Regions from separate parts of the Homo sapiens genome. Here region 2 is linked to region 1. Evidence: chromatin contacts called from ENCODE Hi-C or POLR2A ChIA-PET data. All regions are on one chromosome and are shown on one strand. The core of a region is the stretch at or near the end of the contact, and the rest is flanking DNA. Distances in the headings are between cores, read along the strand shown. Region 1 holds the start of TTC28-AS1 (TTC28 antisense RNA 1). Region 2 overlaps TTC28 (tetratricopeptide repeat domain 28).

The links. Hi-C counts contacts between places; a loop is a spot of excess contacts on that map. ChIA-PET counts read pairs that join two places held with the same protein, here RNA polymerase II (POLR2A). Pooled maps may share reads with other maps.
Region 2: a map of heart left ventricle shows a loop between it and region 1 (6-fold over the local background). The contact joins the enhancer-like site here to the promoter of TTC28-AS1 in region 1. A Hi-C loop is called at or near these places in 23 of 168 maps with a recorded cell type or tissue (G401, IMR-90, MCF 10A and 15 more) and 20 of 50 pooled maps. POLR2A ChIA-PET finds 5 or more read pairs at or near these places in 13 of 52 experiments (A549, AG04449, CD4-positive, alpha-beta T cell and 9 more).

The regions. Positions count from the first base shown.
Region 1 is chr22:27,915,722-27,920,625 of GRCh38, forward strand. It overlaps TTC28-AS1 (TTC28 antisense RNA 1), which reads left to right and starts at 3,655. Exons shown (of 5, transcript NR_026963.1): 1 at 3,655-3,824. It overlaps PITPNB (phosphatidylinositol transfer protein beta), which reads right to left and starts at 3,535. Exons shown (of 12, transcript NM_012399.5): 1 at 3,451-3,535. The coding sequence starts at 3,470. It overlaps MIR3199-1 (microRNA 3199-1), which reads right to left and starts at 4,891; the gene lies at 4,804-4,891. MIR3199-2 (microRNA 3199-2) reads left to right here and starts at 4,805; the gene lies at 4,805-4,890. RefSeq lists enhancers at 2,735-3,720, 3,721-4,705, 3,876-4,055 and silencers at 2,986-3,305, 3,496-3,565.
Region 2 is chr22:27,988,954-27,993,857 of GRCh38, forward strand. TTC28 (tetratricopeptide repeat domain 28) reads right to left here. Exons shown (of 23, transcript NM_001145418.2): 18 at 4,334-4,565; 19 at 3,634-3,710; 20 at 1,836-1,859; 21 at 925-1,054. All of the region lies in intron 2 of TTC28-AS1 (TTC28 antisense RNA 1), which reads left to right. Among named protein-coding and RNA genes, the nearest start is that of MIR3199-1, 71 kb to the left of the region's middle. RefSeq lists enhancers at 3,880-4,401, 4,402-4,904. Within about 2 kb of position 2,023, at least 15 of the 41 ENCODE cell types and tissues checked have a DNase peak (open chromatin) inside an H3K27ac peak, as active enhancers do; they include OCI-LY7, ascending aorta, gastrocnemius medialis and 3 more, where a contact is called at or near this core.

The DNA.
Region 1 (4,904 bases), core at 2,405-4,904:
ATTCCGAATCATTTCTCTTCTCAGTATACACTAACTTGCTCACTGTCCCAGAGCATAAAATGAGGGAGAGGAAGACTAGAAAGCTATAGGTTGGGAGCAGATTATCAGGACCTGGAATACTATGGTAAGAAATCCATTAAATTCATCAGGCAATAAGGAATCCCAAAAGGTTGGTCCAAGAGGTAAGTGACAACTACTGCTGACCTGAAGAAGTCATCTGCAGGTGGTTGAAAACACTGACAAGCAGGAGAAGTGGGGAAAGCTATCTTTTGGGAGGCTAGGCAAGAACTGTCACAAAGGCCTGAACCAAGATGATGGACTGCAGAGGGAATGGAAGGAAGGGATAGAGAAAGAAGAGTTAGTCTTCCCTTAAGTTTCACAAAACCAAAGAATCACTGCTGAGTAATTTTACACTCACTAACAGGAAGATCCCTATTTTTATTTAAGAACACTTTCAAGGAAATTCTTTCAAAAAATTAAAGTGACTGATTAAGACATTCAGAACAATGAGTCAAGTAACTTCTTCAAGATTTGCTTAACAAGTAAAAGGGAAAAGGAACATACAGGCTTTGATTTTCTGTTGTTATTCTAAAAGCAGTATTCAACTTTCAGTGCCAGTTGAAAATGTTCAAATGTCTGAAAATCCTCATAAAAATAATTTCCAAATGGAATCAGTAACTAGTTCTTTAAAACCAGGACTTTACATTAATGGTAACTTCATCTACTGCTTAAATAATAACTTGAAGGGAAACAGCCCACCTCGAAAGTCATTTCTAACATTTTAATTCTTATAAAAAAATAAATAGAGGGCCAGGTGCGGTGACTCACACCTGTAATCCCAGCACTTAGTGGGCGGATCACCTGAGGTCATGAGTTCCAGACCAGCCTGGCCAGCAGGGTGAAACCCTGTCTCTACTAAAAATACAAAAAATTTAGCCGGTCATGGTGGCGTGCGCCTGTAGTCCCAGCTACTTGGGAGGCTGAGGCAGGAAAATCGCTTGAACCTGGGAGGCGGAGGTTGCAGTGAGCAGAGATCATGCCACTGCACTCCAGCCTGGGCAACAGAGACTCCGCCTCAAAAAAAAAACATAAAAATAAAAAAGAATTTTATAAGACAACAAACATTTGCCAAAGTATTTTAGTTACCAATATCTTCACATAGGAATAAGCTATTCATTGCTCCTAACCAACAAGAATTTTAGAAAGTTGACTTGAGAGTAAGAAGTATCAATTTTTCATTGAACAACACTGAATTCTTTAGAGCATGTTAGGCCTAGATGCTGTGCTAGATACCGACATTACTTAAGAAACAGCTTCTACCTTCAAAAAGTCTAGGAGGAAAAAAAATCTAGGGGAGATACACATGAAGAGTTAACATCAAGAAACTTAATTTATAACTCTTTGGGAAAAATAATTAGACTTTGGGCACGTGTCAACATTCATTATCTGGGTACATTTAAATCTTCATAATGAAAGCAAATGTTTGCAAAAAGCACAGTGCGCAAATTCCCAATAGGAACTGCTTTCCAAGAGTTAGCTTCATACTACTCACATACTGTCAAAGGGATCTACTGAATACTGTGTGTCTGTAACACTTTTGGAGGGAGGAAATACTCCAATGAAAGAAAAATGACTGGATCTATTTAAAATCAGTTCTGCAACTCACTTGCTGTGTAACTTGGTCCAAGTCAATTTCCTTCTTATTTTCTCCATTTGTTTTAGTGTCTGCCACCCATCTACCCACATCATCTAGAAGTCAGAGTAATGAACACTTGTTTGATACACTGTATAAACGACTTGGAAGAAAAGTTTTATATAAACCCAATATTCAGTACTATAAATAAGCTTTAATTGAGAATTTTCACTCTACCAAAAAAAGGCAAAATGTCTCTTCTCAAAATCCCTGTCACTGACCAAAGTTATCATTTTTCATCAATTCATTAACAAATATTTACTGAGCACCTATTACATGCGAGGGACTATTCTAAAAACTGGGGATATGAGAGTGAGCAAAACAAACTCATGGCCCTTACATGTAAAAAGAGAACACAACTAGTAGGAGAAAAATAATAATAATAAATTGTATTGGCATGTTGGATGGTGATAAGTACTATGGAGACCGATAAAGCAGGGAAGACAAATACCACCCCAAATAGTGGGAACTACAATTAGGTCTTCAGAAAGGGATTCCCTGAGAAGGTGACGTCTGAGCAAAGACCTGGAAGAAGGTGAGTTAGTGTGCCAAGGGAAGAACACTTCAAGCAAAGGGAACAAAAGCAGGTGGAAAGGTCTTGAACTGAACTTATTCTAGAGTAGCAGAGGAACAGCAAGGAAGCTTGCGAAGATGGAATGGGCAAGGAAAAGGTAGTAAATGAGATCAGGGCAGGAAAAAAAAGTGTAAAGCCTTGTAGCTGTTGCAGAGGCTTTGACTTTTATTCTGGGTGAGACAGGGAGTCTTTGGGAGGTATTAAGTCTCAGAGAAGTGCATCAGTGACTTTTTAAAGGAGGTTTAAGAACACTAAAAATAAGGTGTCTGAAAAAAGCTAAATTAAGCCAAAAATATTTCTAAGAATTTAAAATGAAGAATTTGAAAACCAACGAATGGGCCATACTCGACCTCCCTAGCTGCCCAAAGGATGCTGACGACACGAACCAGCTGTGACAGACGAACATTCAGAGGCAAGCAGATTTCCGTAATGTTTACAGTCCTTGCCAGTAGGAAAAGCCGTGACTTTTCAACAAAATCACTTGGCCAGTCGGATGCACCTCGAAATCCCTCCATTTGACAGAGCACGTGTTAACTTCTAAGAAAGTAGGTGGGGCCCGGGATGTCACCTCATCTTAAAACATGCGGAAACCAAAAAGAGAAAAGGCTCTCCCGTCAAGTCAGCGGAGCTGCCCAGGAGAGCGGAGGCTTTCCGGAATCCCGGCTCCACCACGAACTTCAAGGCGCCAGCGTCCCACCGCGAGTCCTGACACGAGGGCTGCCTTCAACCGGCAAGCCCATCTCCCGCTGGTTACCAGGGGACTCCACCCCGGACGACAAATCACAGTCAGAACCAACGTGTCTCTCCCACCCTCGGACTGCGGCTCCTTCCCACCGGCGGGCCTGGGGGTGGGCCCAGACCCAGCCTGGGGGTGGGGGGTTGGGGAGAAGGCGGGTCCCAGCGGAAACTCCCGGCCGCGCCTTCCCGAGCCATGCGCTCGGGCCGGGACCCAGCCGCCTTCGCCCCGGGGAAGGGAGAGGGCGTGTTACCACGGCAATGCCTGGAGGGCCGAGGGGCGCACTCGCTGAGGGGCTTCGAAGGGGCCGGGGGAGGGAGGGGGCGCCCGCAGGGAGGGGCTGACACAGGGCTGACTCCGATTTAGGAATATCCTACCACTTCTCCATCAACAAATCTCCCATCACTGCCGTCCCACGGCCTCGCTCGCGCCCACAGACCCACTCACAATTCCTTGATCAGCACCATCTTCCCGGAACCCCCTCACAGCTGCCGCCGATACCACCGCCGCCGCCGCCGCTACCGCCTCTCACAGCGCCTGCGCGGCCCCGCCTCCCTGCCCCCCCGAGCCACCATCGCGCCTGCGTGCTTACACCCTTCCGCCGCGACCAGTCGCGTCAGCGCGCGAGGGGGCCTAGCTCCGCCCAGTTTCGTGCCCCACCCCGGGCACACGAGGCCTCCACTGCGGTTGCGCAGCCTGCCGAAGAGCGTGCGGCTTCTACTGCGGCTGCGCAAGCTCGACGCGCGCACTCTTGTCTGCTTACGAGGGCTCCTCCCTTCAGCTTTGGTCCCTCGGGGCGTCTGGGCAGCCTACGCTTTCCGGTGAGTTTTCCAGTTGGTTCTTTGGAAGCCGTTTTGCGGTGACTGGTTTTCTGCTCTCTCTCACTGCTCCGAGTCAGGGCCCACCTCCTTGACCGACACCTCACCTCCATAGTCCACATAAAAGACTCCTGACAGGTTCTGGAGGCAGCCGACGCCAGCTTCTGTTCCCCTCCCCAGCCCTTGGCAGCTCAGGTTCCGCGGGAGGACGTTCACCTGCTTCGCGGTCTCGTGGAGGTCCACCGCGGCGGAGAATCCTAAACCTCACCTGTGACTCGGCAGGATGAGCGGCCAGCACTCCCGACGGAGGCCCTCTGGGAGAAAAGAGGCCCTTGGCCTCGAGACCCAGGAAAGCGGGCTGTTCAGGAGTTGGTTCGCGCAGTTACACCGAAAGCGCCGTGGGCCTCAAAGCCGCAGCCCGGAGGTCGCTGGCTTGCTCTGTGTCAGACACGGTTCTAGGCAGTGGGGATGCATCTAGAAGCAGACACAGTCCCTGTTCTCAAGAAGCTCACAGTCTAGAGGAGACAACTCACTTGGAAAGAAAGCAGGGAGAATTTGGGGTGGTGGGGAAGTGCTATGCTATGAATACAGTGGAGTACTGGGAGAAGCAGAGGACTCAAGACAAGGGCTGTCTTAGGAGGCGGTGTTTGAGCCTAGCCTGTTAGGATGTGAGAGGGGCATTCCAGTTGGAGGGAAATATGACCCGAGGATGGAGTAAGCCTAGGGTGTTCAAGGATCAGCTAGAGGGCAGATGTGGCCAGAACATCCTAAGTGAGGGTGGGAAATGAGCTGGGACCAACTGGATTACTAGGCCATAGTAAAGAATTTGTCTTCTAAGAACCATGAGAACCTGTTGAAAGGCTATTAAGACGATTAAAATATCACGAAAACATTTTTGTATAAACATCTGGTGTATCTGATAGTGGAATACATCTGTGGAGTTAGGGCTGCCTCCAAAAAAATAACGGAAATGGACTGACTCAGTGACTCCCAGGGACTGCCTTAGGAGAAAGTTTCTGGAATGTCAGAACTTCCAGAAACTTTCTCCTAAGGCAGTCCCTGGAGTCACCGAGTTTCTCTTAT
Region 2 (4,904 bases), core at 773-3,272, 72 kb after region 1:
GTAGGAATTTAGTCTTTTGCTCACTGCTGCATCTCCAGTGCCTGGAACATTGCCTGACACATAACAGGTGTTCAAAAGAAACCTGTGGAGTGAATGGTTCCCGAGCCAGTCACTGGGCCCCTAAGTGGGGCAGGAGGGGAGTGGCTCACAGCCTCTTGTGTTCTATCAACAGATGCACCATTACAGGTACACAGCAATATGTCAGGAGTCACACCTGCACGTTACAAATGGTAAAAAAGGGAAATCGAGTGTCCTGCACTGACTGAGGCCCCTGCTATGTGCAGTCCTAGGTACCCATGGTCTCTCAGAGGTGGTTTCAATAGTACTGTTTTCCTGCCAGTTTTGAGTACCCGTTGACAGAGGACAACACTGAAACCATTATCATCTTATGACTCTAATTTTAGTTTTCTTTAGCTCCTAATAACACTTGACCTCCAATAATACTAGAGTCTAGCAGGTTCATGTTAAGGTAATGGGCACAAATGACAGAGATGAAATCACAGTGCAGAGGAAATGGCACAAAGCCATTTGTACCATTTGGGAATCCTGCTAAACCACTGGAATCTAAGTTAATTTTTTTTTGGAAGAAAAAGAGAGATCCTCTGCCTCAGTCCTCCTGAGTAACTGAGACTACAGGCATGCACCACCATGCCCGGCTAATTTTTTTTAATTTTTGTAGAGATGGGGTCTCCCTGTGTTGCCCAGGCTGGACTCAAACACCTGGCTTCAAGTGTTCCTCCCCCTCAGCCTCCCAAAGTGCTAGGATTACATGCGTGAGCCACTGTACCCAGCCTGAGTTAACTGTTTTAAGATAATATTTTAAGAAGACACTGAGATACTTTGCCCAACAGAAACCAGGAGGAAAAACAGAGATTTAAAAGATGGAATTCAAGAACCCATTTAAGTCAAGGATTCTCTGCCTACCTAGAGCTGCCAGGAACTCGTGGCATCCCGGGAGCCGCCACAGCTGGACGCTGATGGAGACCTGAATGGGAGCTGATGCCAAGTCCTGCTCCTTCTCGCCAGCCTGGAGCTGAACCAGCACCTGGTGGAGCTGAGGAAGGGGGGACAGCGTGAGCACCCTGTGTCTCCTTCCCCTCCAGCCCACCTCAAGACTCGACCCATTATTCTTATGTCACCTGTCACTGGCATCGCTAATGACCCTCTCATGAGTGTAGCATTTGAGATTCTTTTTCAGGTGCATTCATACCTACTGTCCTGCTGTCCTCTCTGTGGGAAGCTCATGGGGCATTGGGGCAAGAGGCTGTGTGGCCTCCTGGGGCCGGGGCCGGGTTCTGCTTCCAGCCTTGTGTCTTCCCTCAGGCGTGGGAGAGCCTCACAGGAGAGGCCATGGAGAGTAGAAGGGGTGAGTTAGGGGACCGGCCACCTCCCACTTTCTTAAGTCATCTTTAGGACCTTGAGGTGGATGGCGAAGTGGAACCCGGTTACATCTTAGAGCCTCACAGCTCGAGGAATTACCCACTCAAGTGTCCATTTCCTTTCAGATTTCAGGGTCTGTGGCCTCTCCTCAGGGGTCTGTGTGTGGGTTCACAGAGTGACACTCACTGAAAGCTGGTTCTGCCCCTGCTGTCTGGTGGACCTCAGGAGGTCAAATCAAGGACGCAAGAAGGGCGGAGCAGGAAGAGGGGAGGCAGAGCAGAGAAGGGGACGGGCCGCCAGTCCAGCAGCAGTGCGCACCCGCGGGGGCGCCGCAGCCCGTGTGGCTCCGTTTGACAGCACGTGCACCCCGAGCTCAGAGCCTGCCCAGGGGAACTCGGGGGTGGGTGGGTTGAGGGGCTCACCTGACAACAGTTGCTACTTAAAGTAGTACTCACCATTCCAACCATATTTTTAACAGCCTTCGGCCAGCAGATTATAAGAAAAAGAAAGAAAGAGAGAAAGAAGAGAGTTTAGACTCAAGCACAGGCTGTTATGCAACATGAGCTGATCACTGTTTAGGAAGCGCCACACCAGGCCCGCGGCTCTGACTGGGAGGGGAGAGGAGCAAGAGTCAGCAGGGGACACACAGGAGAACGGACAGCCACACCCAGGCCAGCCGCGTGCGGATCCAGGGGCTCAGGGGCAGCATCAGCCAGGCCTCCCTTCCCAGCCAGTAGAGGCTCGGGAGGGAAAGAGCACAGCGGGCGTTTGTAGCCAGCTCAGGAAACCAAAGTCCCTGGTTCCTGAGTGAGCCAGGAAAGGTCCACCAGCTGCCACCACTGGGGGCAGCCTCGGGACATGTCCCTAGGGCCCAACAGCGTATCAGGCAGAAAGTCCCTGTGCTCCCATCAAAAGCAAGAAATTAAGCAACTGGCTTTTTGGCCTCTCAGCACAGCCTTGCAAATGGAGTATAATTTTGGCTTTCAGATTTTGTAGAACACAGACCTCTAGACCGCCTGGGTTCAGGATGCTTTAATATGCAGTGTTCTGGAAGTGTCTTCCTGATGCTATTCAACGAGCAGGCGTTAATACACTTATTACAAAATGAGCAGGGACTCAGCCAAGGGGACAGGTCACTGTTGGTTCTAAGTTCCAAATCCAGGTGGAAACAGCCCTAGGTAGCACTCAGTGTGTTTCAGAGGCTAATAGTAGATGGAGCAGCTTTATTTCTCCATAGAAATATTTCCACTTCAGTGAAATTTGCTGGCAAATATCTCTAATAACAACATATATTACTTTTTCAAATTGTTACACTCCAAAATGGCCAGAAAAGCAACTCTGTGCTCTTCAAGGGCTGCTCCAGCCTCCAGAAGTGCTCCCACAGCTGTCCCCCCAGGGGCTTGGTCCAGACCCTCACTGGCCAGAACGCAGTGGTGCAGCATGGGTACTGAGAAGCTCCCAGGCCAAGCTGCAAAGGACCTACATGATGCTAAGAACTGGAACCCGCCGAACTCCTGAACTAGATCTGTATTTTCCTAAAAGAAAGCACATCTGCTAAGCAGTGTCTTGCATGAGAGTTGCTCCTGGGTTCACTGCTTTGCCTTGGTGACTATCTTGTTTCAGGCATGGTTAAGTACTTTGATCAAAGAAGCGTGGGAACACCTGCAGCCATCCTGGTGGGCTGGCCCCACACCTGGTGGCTTGGGGAGGGTGGCTGTAACACTCGTCAATCAGCTGAAAAAGTGGGTGGTGAGGAGGACAAGGTTCAGGAGACCACCGAGTGGAGATTTCAGGAAATGCCCTGAGACCACAGGTGACAGGGGCCCCATAAGCATCCTCTGAAGGCCCTGGATGCTCAGCACATATGAGAACACTATGCAAACCTGCCCCTCTGTGCCCCTCTGAGTCAAGCACCCAGCTTCACCCTGGGGTTGGCCGCACAGCTTCATCAGGGCCACAGCTGCCCATGACAATGCCAATAGCAGCCAGTGTCTGCTGGTACGACCTCCCATCATGCCGGTAAGGGGCAGTGCCGCTGGCACGGATGCCTTGGCATCGCAGATGGAAACAGCAGGTAAACAGCACTTGCCAGGCAGGGCTATTCTCTTACTCCCGGCCCTCACCTTCTCCTTTGAATCACAAAGGCGGTGAGACTGCATTCACTTACAGGTTCCTATTTAGGGCCAAGTTGCTCTGCCTTTCCAAATCAGCATGGGCCTCAGGCCCTGGCTCAGCCCTCCAGGCTCGACTTACCCGGCTGATGAGCTGCTCGCCCGTCTCGGAGGCAGTGATGAGTTTGCAAAGGGCTTGGAGGGCAGGATTGGGCAGACCTAAACCAAGAAAAAAGGGTAGAAGTTATTCAGAAGGGCCTCTGCACCCAAAAGCCTGCCACCTTCCCAGGGGAAAGAACCCTAAATCCTTGGCATCGGTGGCATTTTTCAGAAGCTCAGCACAGCTAGACATGTGTGTCTGTGTGTGCCTTGGAAAAGGACAGCGTGGTCTCCCAGGAAGGTGGGTGGAAGTGGGTTGAGTCCTGACCCTGCCGCAGTCCTCTAGGCGTGGCCACACTCCCAGGACCCAGGCAGCACCACCCCTAGTCAAGCACCCAGCTTCACCCTGGGGTTGGCCGCACAGCTTCATCGGGGCCACAGCTGCTGATGACAATGGCAGTAGTGGCCAGTGTCTGCCGGCACGACCTCCCATCATCCCGGGAAGGGGCAGCGCCAGTGGGGCGCAGATGCCTGCCATCACAGATGGAAACAGCAGGTAAATGGCACTTGTTTCCTCCAGGTGTGGAGATGCTTGTATCTGGGACCCCCTGCCATTTCTCAGGACACCCTCCTGCTCCTAGCTGGGAGATCCAGCATCCTCATGAATGCGGGGCCCAAGGCCACCAACTGTTCCACCTGCTGTCAGCCAGGCCTGTTGCCCCAGCCCTACACCCACAGCTCACCCAGCAGGGACTGGAGTGTGCTGCTGCACTGCTGGAGCCGGTCGCCCGGGTCGGAGGTTGGGAAGAAGACAGCCGCTGGCAGGCCACTGGTTGGGGGGTCCAGCCGGAAGCCCACAGCGGTGAGGAGGGCCTGCCAGCCAGGGATGCCGCCCACTTTGTTCTCCACACTCTGCTGGGATGTGTACATGGCATTGCGCTGCCCATTCTGGATGCGCTGCAGGGATTTCTCCACCTGAGGGGGAATTGGGGGTGAGTCAGAGACCCAGGCCAGCCCTGGTTTCCATCCGCATGGCTTTGAGGGTACACAAAGCCCCAGGGTGAAGCCAGGCTGACTGCTGCAACCCCACATAGCCCACGTGGCCAGGCCTGAGGATGTGACACTGGGGCACTGACTAGGCATCTTGCAAGGGAGGGCACAGAAGGGAAGGATTTTACCATCAGAGCCCTCGAGGGCTGGTACAACAGAAGGATTCTGTCCCTCCCCTAAACCAACCCCTTCCACACTCTCCGCAGACAGTAAAGCAATGTGTCTGAACACACAGGTCAGGGGCCTGCCTCAACCATGTAATGG